2 separate regions of the Homo sapiens genome follow, and region 2 is linked to region 1. A link is a loop called in an ENCODE intact Hi-C map of the cell type or tissue named here. Cell type or tissue: PC-3. All regions are shown on one strand. Links, peaks and the distances in the headings refer to the core of each region. The heading gives the core; the rest is flanking DNA.

What was found. A loop is a pair of places that touch in the nucleus more often than their neighbours do. Peaks named below come from ENCODE experiments on the same cell type or tissue, not always from the same donor. Only the 100,000 strongest peaks of a DNase experiment are listed, where the experiment ranks them.
Region 2: a loop joins it to region 1, with 4 times the contacts of the local background. A loop is called at or near these places in 2 of 110 quality-filtered maps.

Annotation. Positions count from the first base shown.
Region 1 is chr4:42,457,347-42,462,734 of GRCh38, forward strand. All of the region lies in intron 27 of ATP8A1 (ATPase phospholipid transporting 8A1), which reads right to left. Among named protein-coding and RNA genes, the nearest start is that of SHISA3, 63 kb to the left of the region's middle. In PC-3, for the core only: no CTCF peak of the experiment used is centred there; a DNase peak (open chromatin) is centred at 2,885.
Region 2 is chr4:42,401,297-42,406,684 of GRCh38, forward strand. It overlaps SHISA3 (shisa family member 3), which reads left to right. Exons shown (of 2, transcript NM_001080505.3): 2 at 1-1,191. The coding sequence ends at 155. Among named protein-coding and RNA genes, the nearest start is that of SHISA3, 6.5 kb to the left of the region's middle. In PC-3, for the core only: CTCF peaks have their summits at 207, 2,914 (motif pointing right) and 3,117; no DNase peak of the experiment used is centred there.

The sequences.
Region 1 (5,388 bases), core at 280-5,279:
TGGGATACTCAGAGTGATGGGGCTATTTTCCATGAAGGCAACTGTGATCTATTGTAGTAATTCATTCTAAAAAGCTCTTTCAGATTTCTTAAGGTATGATGGAAATATAAGGAATTTCAAAACAAACTTCCAATTATGGCCTCTCTAATCTATGAAGACACAGTCTAACCTTTGTTGGTCTGAAGAAAGCCGAAGCGCTCTGCATACCAAATTCGTCTAACGGACAAGATTTGGCTCAAAAGTTGTAGTTCTAAATGCATTTGCAATCATCAATACCGTACAATGAGAAGTTTATGTTAGTAAGTTTATATGTGGGCAAACATTAGTAAATACGAATGGTCCCCTAGCTTCTGTGTACCTAATATTTGGTGCTGATTCAAAGGCTACTACGAGCTTGAAATTTAAGATTCTCCCTCAAATCAATATTTACAGTAAGTTTCAAATTTGAAATAATTTGCAAGTAAACTAACATGTTTGTTTCCAAAGTGTATTTTAAAATGCATGACCTGCTTTATACTTTACGACAATTTTTAAGTGGAAAGGTATCAACACATTTTTATCATTTTATTTTTCCTACTGAAAGGTAGGTGAACATGTTTTTAGAAAATGTATTTCCTGGATTTTTAAGGGTTAACATTTTAATTTATTTTTAAAGAAGAAATGACTAGGTAAGAACAGAAACTTTCAATAGAGTACCTTAGATTTTCACTCTAATATTTTAATATTCAAGTTTACATATCTTAAAGGAGAAAGAGAAGGTCTTTAACAGTGAAGTAGCCTACCAGCAGGCCGATTTCAAGTTAGGCTGAGATTGTAGTTAATATTGGGAACATATCCCGTGCAAAATAAAACAACATCTAAATTATCCCAAACACATAAAAGTACCTCCTCTAATTCAACCAGAGCCACAGATTCAGAAAGAAAACACCGGTCCCTCTGGGGAGGTGTCTAGTTTATTTAAATTCACAGGGAATTCAACTCCCAGCACCACTTGCTGGGACAGTATCACCTTATTGACTTTTATCAAAGCTTCTGGAAATTAGAAACACAACTTGGTTTTGAGATCTTCCCAGAAAACTTGGATGTGACCAATCATTTGAAAGGAAAGGTCTTATTTTATGAGGAAGGAGTCAGACATATCAGAGAAATAAAAAAAAATCTCTCTTTAAAAGGAGCCAATAATTTAAATGAACACCTAGAGCTGCTCCTGGGCAGCTCCTGTAAGAAAGAGCTTTATACCACCATCTGCCAAATCTGTATTCGTCTGGCTGTAATTTACAGCAATGGAATATCTAGATAGTGACTTTCCTAAGCAATATAGCAAGGAGAAAAGCAGTGTTTGTAGTTTTAAATCTATAAAACACATAGTGTTCAAGACTATTCCTTTATTAGCATAGAAATTTCAGACCTGCTTCTCCTGGCATTATTTTCTAAATTCCACCTCCCAGTAGAGGCGTGGCAGCTAAAGCTTCACATTCATTTTCCTGATGGAGCATTTCTGCATATTAAACAGCAGCTTACAAACAGTCAATGAGTCCTCTGCTCCCACGCCTGATCAGCACAAAAAACTGAAAGGAGAGATTCGAGACTGGCAGTTGTCCTCACTAGAGACATTCAATGATGTGTTTTCTGTCTATTCATTCACAGTATTGACATGAGCCATTAACATCTGCAGAACTTGTTTTAGCTGGCAAAAGTTGGGTATCTGGGAATTGATTTAAAAGGTCATTACCAAGACAGTTGAATCATATTCAAAATACATTTCCACAAACTCTTGAGAAAAATAAAAATGAGATTTCCAGTAAAGTTTAGAACTCACTTCCTTTTCACTGTGTAAAGAATTTGATCAGTGTCAAATATCTCATGAACAGGTTTTAAAATCAAAGGCAAGTGAAGTTTAGGGTTAATCAACCACAAATCACATAATTCTGGGTTTGAAACAGGACAGGGCATGAAGATTGTTTTCATTTGATTTTAATGTTTTTATTTTCTCATTAGTACATAAATTTTGTCTACTTTATTGCTGTCAATTTAGATTTAAAAAGCGACAAGTTGGACATTCTTATTTTATAAAATTAACTTTTTATAAGCAGATTTATTGCTGGCAGTGGCTTTAAATTCCTGGTATCTTGATAAATCTATGTAAATAAACTGTATAAATTGTTATTTGCTTGAATGTCAGTGTTCTGGAATGAGAAGAACATATAAATAGAAAAGCTAGATATATAGAAGGGATTGAGAATAGAAAAATAATTACTTTAGAAAAGAACTACACATTTATATAAACAACAAAGAATATTTTTTTGAATCTTATAAACTATTTTAGAAGTGCATTTTGCTTCAAAACACACACTATTCCAGACCAAATCTAGCAGTAATGAACGAGTAAGTTCATTTACGTATCTTGTTTATATTTCCACATATTAGGTTATTTTTTTAATTTTTATTTATTTATTTTTTTGAGACAGAGTCTCGCTCTGTCACCCAGGCTGGAGTGCAATGGCGCGTGGTCTCTGCTCACTGCAAGCTCCACCTCCCGGGTTCACGCCATTCTCCTGCCTCAGCCTCCCAAGTAGCTGGGACTACAGGCGCCTGCCACCACGCCTGGCTAATTTTTTGTATTTTTAGTAGAGACAGAGTTTCACCATGTTAGCCAGGATGGTCTCGATCTCCTGTCCTCGTGATCCACCCCCCTCGGCCTCCCAAAGTGCTAGGATTACAGGCGTGAGCCACTGCGCCTGGCCTGTATTAGGTTATTTTATCTAATAGGTTGTAACCTTTTTAGTGACCATTACACCAAACTGCCTGTACACTTCAAAACTAAGTTTCAATTTTACTAGCCTGACTCATAATAAGAACTATGCTCAGTCAACATTTAACAAGGAGATAAGCATTCTGACAGAGGCACAAAGAACAGGTGAAGCAAATATACACCAGCCCCCAACGAAAGTGTCAACGTACTGACTTTGTTTATACTGTTACTTCTCAGAGTAAAGGATAGAATATGATTTCCATATAGCAAATGGATGGATCTTTTTTTTTTTTTTTTTTTTTTTTCTGAGATGGAGTCTTGCTTTGTTGCCCAGGCTGGAGTGCAGTGGCACAGTCTTGGCTCACTGCAACCTCTGCCTCCCTGGTTCAAATGAGTCTCCTGCCTCAGCCTCCTAAGTAGCTGGGATTACAGGCAACTGCCACCATGCCCAGCTAATTTTTTGTATTTTTAGTAGGGACGGGGTTTCACCATGTTGGCCAGGTTGGTCTCGAACTCCCGACCTTGTGATCTGCCCGCCTCAGCCTCCCAAAGTGCTGGGATTACAGGCGTGAGCCAACGCACCCAGCCTGGCTGTATCTTTTTTGACAGACGTGTAGAAACAGTCAACAGATTAAATGGTAAAGTGGCAGAAACAAACATCTATCTGTAAGGGAACCCTCAGCAGATTTATGAGACCATGGTGGGTCCTTGACAGGAGTGGGAGAATGAGGTTTTCTTAACAATGGGAAGGCCATTGTCATGATCTGCAGAGCTCCAACAGGGACATGAAACTGATAACACCTAGAATTACTACACATATAGCTTCTGACAATAAGAAGGCAACTTTTTAAAAAAAGGCAAATAACATATTTATCATGCCTTGATTAACCATTCAGTTCACTTATTTATCTACCACTGCTGTGCTGCCCAGCATGGTAGAGACTGGCCACACGTGCTCTTGAACACTTAAATGTGATTAGTCCAAATTGAGACGTGGTATAAATGTAAAATATACTCCAGATTTTGAAAACTTAGGATGAAGGATGTAAAATGTCTCATTAATAATTTTTGACAGTGATTACAGGTGACAATGATAATCTTTTGAATACATTGAGCTAGATAAAATATACTGAGATCAATTTTTTCTTTCTTTTTTTTTTTTTTGCTTTTTGCTAATGTGGCTTGCATTGTATTTCTGTTGGCAAGTGATATGGTTTGGCTGTGTCCCCAGCCAAATCTCATCTTGAATTCCCATGTGTTGTGGGAGGGACTGGTGGGAGGTAATTGAGTCATGGGGCCAAGTCTTTCCAATGCTGTTCTTGTGATAGTGAATAAGTCTCAAGAGATTTGATGGTTTTGAAAAGGGGAGTTCCCCTGCACAAGTTCTCTTGCTTTGCCTGCTGCCACCCATGTAAGACGTGACTTGTTCCTCCTTGCCTTCCATCATGATTGTGAGGCATCCCCAGCCATGTGGAACTGTAAGTCCATTAAACCTCTTTCTTTTGTAAATTGCCCAGTTTTGGGTATGTCTTCATCAGCAGCGTGAGAACAGACTAATACAATAAATTGGTACCAGTAGAGTGGGGTGCTGCTGAAAAGATACCCAAAAACATGGAGGTGACTTTGGAACTGGGTAACAGGCAGAGGTTGGAAGAGTTTGGAGAGCTCATAAAAAGACAAGAAAACGTGCGAAAGTTTGGAACTCCCTAGAGACTTGTTGAATGGCTTTGACCAAAATGCTGATAATGCTATGGACAATAAGATCCAGGCTGAGGTGGTTTCAGATGGAGATGAAGAACTTGCTGGTAACTGGAGCAAAGGCGACTCTTGGTATGTTTTAGCAAAGAGACTGGCAGCATTTTGCCCCTTCCCTAGAGATCTGTGGAACTTTGAACTTGAGAGAGATGATTTAGAGTATCTGGTGGAAGAAGTTTCTAAGCAGCAAAGCATTCAAGAGGTGACTTGGGTGCTGTTAAAGGCATTCAGTTTTGTAAGGGAAGCAGAGCATAAAAGTTCAAAAAATTTGCAGCCTGACAATGCAATAGAAAAGAAAAATCTCATTTTCTGAGGAGAAATGGAAGCAGGCTGCAGAAATTCGCCTAAGTAATGAGAAGCCAAATGTTAATCCTCAAGACAACGGGGAAAATGTCTCCAGGGTATGTCAGAGTTTTCATGGCAGCCCCTTCCATCACAGGCCCAGAGGCCTACAAGGAAAAAGTGGTTTTCTGGGCCAGGCCCAGGGTACACTCGTGCTGTGTGCAGCCAAGAGACTTGGTGCTCTGCATCCCAGTTGCTCCAGACATGGCTGAAAGGGGCCAACATAGAGTTCGGGCAGTGGCTTCACAGGGTGCAAGCCCCAAGCCTTGGCAGCTTCCATGTGGTGTTGAGCCTGAGAGTGCACAAAAGTCAAGAACTGGGGTTTGGGAACCTCTGCCTAGATTTCTGAAGATGTATGGAAATGCCTGGATGCCCAGGCATAAGTTTGCTGCAGGGGCAGGGCTCTCATGGCGAACCACTGTTAGGGCAGTGGAGAAGGAAAATGTGAGGTCAGAGCCCCCACACAGAGTTCCCCCTGGGGCACCACCTAGTGGAGCTGTGAGAAGAGGGCCACTGTCCTCCAGACCTCAGAATGGTAG
Region 2 (5,388 bases), core at 194-5,193, 56 kb before region 1:
TGGTGCCCTCACCGCCCCCGCCATACACCACCAGCCACTCAATCCACCTGGCTCAGCCATCTGGTTTCCTGGTGTCACCCCAGTATTTCGCTTACCCCCTCCAGCAGGAGCCCCCACTGCCTGGGAAGAGCTGTCCAGACTTCAGTTCCAGTTGACACGCCCAGGCCATGAATCCACAACTCAGTCAGATGGCAGACAGGTGGAGCCCTGCTCCCATTGCCACATGCAATTCTGAGAAAATTTCCCTTGTAACTGATCAGTGTCATGGAGGAGCATGCTAGGAAAACACAGCACCTTCTAATTTGAAAGTTCCTGTCTCCAATCACAGAAAGGCTAAACCAGAGAACTGTTTTCTGGTTTTGCAAACATGTGATCATTACATTTCAATCTATGCTACTTTTATTCAAAATATGCAGCAGTTTGACTTTAAAGTTGCAAACTGGCTAAAAACGTTTTACTGGACATTCAGCTATATTGCTTAGAAAAGGGCTACATGTTTCTTTTTCATATAAGTTGTTCATTGAGTTATGATAGGAATATATTCATAAATAAGCAAAGAAAAATACCTAATTGTAATTATCAAAGGTTCACTTAAAAAATTAACTATTAGGTAAACTTAAGGGGGCAGTGAAAAATCTATTTATGATTTCGGGAGTAACCTAACCATGAATAATATTAGCATAATGAGAACATTTACTTTTTAAATAAATAACTAAATTTTGTTTACAATATGAGTTTTTCCAGAATACAAGGTTTCAATAATCACATGAGGAGTTTAAAGTTTTAAATATATACTCAGACATTCATTGTAACACAGAGTGTATGTAAAATCATTTCCCCCACTCACTGGAGGGAGTATTTATTGCAGACTTTTTGTTCAGCAACATTTAGTGTTTCAGTGAAAGTTGGACAGTTGGGGCTTAAAACATTTATTTGTAAAATGAGCTATGTTCAAATGTAAATATTTGTAATTTAATGTATTTACCACATTGACTGTACTAATTATTTAGTAGTCATACTGTAATTTTTATGTTAATAATAACTGGAGTTCAAAGTCTAGCTATTGGTATAATCATCTAATATTATATATATCTCCAGTGCCCCTGAATTTTATGTTTGATGACTATATATTTGGGCATATATCTTGTTGGATTAGAATAAATAAAACACTTTATATTTTCATGAACTCTATTTAAATTTTAATGTGATTCATTTTATCTCTTTAGCGATCCTTCTTTAAAAAAAAGGAAATGTTTTTAACACATACTTCATATTTTAAAATTAAAAAAAAATTCCATATCAGGGCTCGTGAAAGCAGCAAAGGAAGTGAATTTTTATGGAGGTCTCAGTCTACAGCCCTCCGATGTGTTTGGCCTGTAGAGAATTCATCATTAGGACGTTTCTCATAAGAATCTGGATTTCTGGCTTCTCATGACATAGAGGACGTGGCACCAGGGGTCCTGCACTGCCTTGGGGTCAGGTCAATCCTCTTCAGACAGGACACCTGCCATTTGCCAGCCTCCTGCCTGGTCTCCCCACCTGGCCCATCTATTTTTGCTATGCTACCTACCTGGCCCCTGCAGGTGTGGTTTGAAAGCCCAGATTTATAGGAATTCATACTATCATATGTCACTCTCAGTTTTCAAACACAATTAGTTAGAGGCAGAATTCTGTCCTAAGAGAGTTGTTTGGCCTTGTCTCTTCATTTTCTAGTTAAGGAAACAAGTTCAAAGATATTCGGCCTCTGCTCAGTCTAAAGGCAGAGGGGCTCTGACTTCTAGTCTCCTGCTTTATCCTGTATCTAAAAGTGGCCTGACTTCCGGGTATCCCAAATTGTTCAAAATAATTAAGGAAAGAAACAGCTGCATGTAAAAGGATGAACATTTATACACATAATCTTGGGCGCACTCCTATACGATTAGACTAGTTTTATTTATGTTTGTAGTATTTTGGTCCTTTTAATGGTTTTAAGGTTACCTTATTAAAGCTCTTATTATGAGCCAAGCATTAAGTATTAGTATGTATTAACTTATTTTATGCTCTAAACAACCCCAACAGAAAAGTATTACAATTCCTATTTTAAAGATTCGAAAGCTGAGGCACAAAGGAATGAAGCAACTTGCCCAAGGTCCTGCAGCTAGTCTGTACTGGAGTTGATATGCATAAACAAACAGATCCAAACAGCAACGGAAGACCTGCTTTGAGATTTTGATGGTTCTGTGCACAAAATTCATCGGAGATTTTAAGAGCATAAGCCTAAGTTTCGAAGGCAGTGATTCTCAGCCCTGTTGGACCCCAAAATGAGCTCTCCTTAGAACAAATATTTTGTGACATCCCTTTATGAGTCCTAAAATGAAATTTATAGATAACTCACTACACACATAATTTTTAAAAATCAATACAATGCCCCAATGGTGAATAGAAGAAAGAAAGGGAAGTAACTTATTTCTAAATGTAAAGGTTTGGGCAGACTTAAAAAAGACAGATGCTAACCCCTTATTCAAAATCACCATGATGTGACAGCTTCAAATCCAGACGGATGCAGTTGGTAATTCTGGCAACTCAAACACAATCGCACTGATTTCATTAATGTGATTTTTTCCCAGCAAAGTTTGATCATCCTTTGATTTGCACAGTGGCTGTATATCTGAAGAATTCAGTGTATACTAAGGCAGTGCAACAAATATAGGTAAAATGGGATTACGTTTTTTTTTTCACCAGTAGTAATGGTGGACATTCCAAAGTCATGCCGATGGACATCAAGTCTTTTTTGTTGTGCGGGCTGCTTCCATGCATTGTAGGATCTTGGTTACAACTGAGTCCCCCTCAGTGAATGCCAGTAGCACATCCACCTCCGCCCCAACGCTCTAATGCGGAAGATTCCCCCATGCAATTCCACCACGTCCCCTAGAGGGTGGAACTGTCCCCACTGAATACCATCTAGTTGCCAGATTTCTCTAGTAGCTGTACTTTTATTTGTCATCCCTTTGGAGAACAGTTTATGTCCATTAGACAAGTTAATGCTAAGGAATTCATAGAGAGTTCACATCTGCAAATTTCCCTTCCTGAGCAGGATGCCCCAGTCAATTTAACTGGCCATAAATTGTTTAAAATTAGAGAGATGTTGTGTACCTCATTGCAATATGGCATTCAGTGATACTAGATCAAATCATATCACGAAGTAATTATTGATATGCAGTACATGCCTTTGACCTTCTCTCTGGAAGCCAGGTAGCTGATATTATTATTCACAATTTTAGGTAAAAAGCCTATCTTGTGGCAGATTTCTAGATATTGTCCCATTCAACAATTCTTTGCTGAACACCACTTATGGGTCAGGTGCTGAGTGAGATGAATAAAAGATGATTAAAATGCACTTCCAACTCAAGGAGCCCCCAGCATCATGACAAAGACAAATACTTGTGATAAAATGTTATAGATGCTTTATAAAAGAAGCATGTTATCTTTTCCTGCTCTTTGTGGTAACTGCGATTACAGGGGAGTGCAGGATACCCTGGCAGCACTTACAAAGGACACTGTTCATCCTGGAGGTGTTGACATTGGACCTGAGCCTTGAAAGACATGTAGAACTTGAATGAAGAAGACAGGGCAGAGAAAGAAAGAGAAGGGGGCTGGAAATAAGGGAAAAAATATATCAGGCAGAGTAAAGAATTCATAGAGAGGCACAGAAGCACCCACCCATGAGCCTGAAAGAACAAGGAACATTTAAGAACCCAGAAGAAGGCCAGGAACTGTGGCTCATGCCTGTAATCCTCACACTTTGGGAGGCAGAGGTGGGTGGATCATGAGGTCAGGAGACTGAGACCATCCTGGCCAACATGGTGAAACCTCGTCTCTACTAAAATACAAAAAATTAGCCGGGCGTAGTGGGTGCCTGTAGTCCCAGCTACTCGGGAGGCTGAGGCAGGAGAATGGCATGAACGCAGGAGGCAGAGCTTGCAGTGAACTGAGATTGCGCTACCGCACTCCAGCCTGGGTGACAGAGCGAGACTCCGTCTCAAAAACAAAAACAAACAAACAAAAAAAAGAATCCAGAAGAAGAGTGAGGCTGGAGAGAGAAGTGGGGGCAGATTAGAGATCTTGAACACCATGGTATTTGAATAGATGTCAAATGCAAGAGGGAGTCTGGAAGGATTTTACAGGGGAGGGGATGGGATCATATCTCCATTTTAGAAAGATTAGGCTGCAAAGGTCAAATAAAATCTTTTGGAGTTTCCAAGGAGCTGCTCATCACAATCTGCTAAACCACCAAAATACAGCAGAAACTTGTCTGCTTTTGTTACTTTCAGAAAGAATTTGAATCCAACATCCTCATGCCACGATTATTGTGAAAAATAGAAGTTCTGCATTTTGAAAGGTCGTTATGCCAATAATGGATAACATTTATTAAGCGCCATGTGTGTCCCAAGTGCTTTATGAATTGTATCACTGAATCTTCACAACCCTGAAGAAGGGATTATCATCATGCCTATCCTGCGGATGAAGAAATCAAGGCGAGAAGGTTAAACACTGTGCCCAAGGACGGATAATACCATAGGGGACAGATCTGAACCCAGGTGGTCTACTTGGAAATTCTACATTCTGTGTGACATTAGACCTAGGAGGTCTAATTTTGTGAGGAAAACAAAAATATCCAATGTACTTTTCAGAAAATCTATTGGGGAAATAGTGATCAATTGCATCATATTATACATATCCTATTGATATCAGGGGATTGTAAGTCACGGAGAGCTTATGCTGCATTATGAAAATGTGGAATAAAATAAAGCATGAATAAAAACACTAGATGATAAATATTTCTCCCTTTACACATGAGAAATGGGATTCCAGAGGGTGATTGAGCATGGATTTTGAAGCTGTAATGCTTGGGTTAGTTTTCTGGCTCTGTCACTTAAAAGTGGAGTGACTTTGGGCCACTTAAATTCACTGTGTCTCAGTCTTCTCATTTGTAAAATAGAGACATTAGTACTACCTTTTTGCTTATGGTTGCCTTGAGAAGAAGTTACAGACACTGTCTCAGGTCACTTGCATTCTAGTGGGCAGAAAGCTGTGTAGTAAGGATAAATAACAGAAAGCAGATGAAATACTTTAGAATAAAAATGAAAGGCTAAGTACTGCGGGAGGGCAGATATCACTGTTGATTAGGGGTAGGGAACAGAGAAAATGGTCCTACAGTTTGATCAAGTAAGTCCTTGATAACCCATGGGCCCCTTTGGTACTTGGCCAACTTCCTGCTCGTCTGGAATAGGGCATCCTCTCATCCTGTTGGGTACTCATGGTCTGTACCTTTCTTTCATCATCTGCTTTAGAGAGCACATTCGTAGCCAGGTGTGGTGGCAGGCGCCTGTAATCCCAGCTACTTGGGAG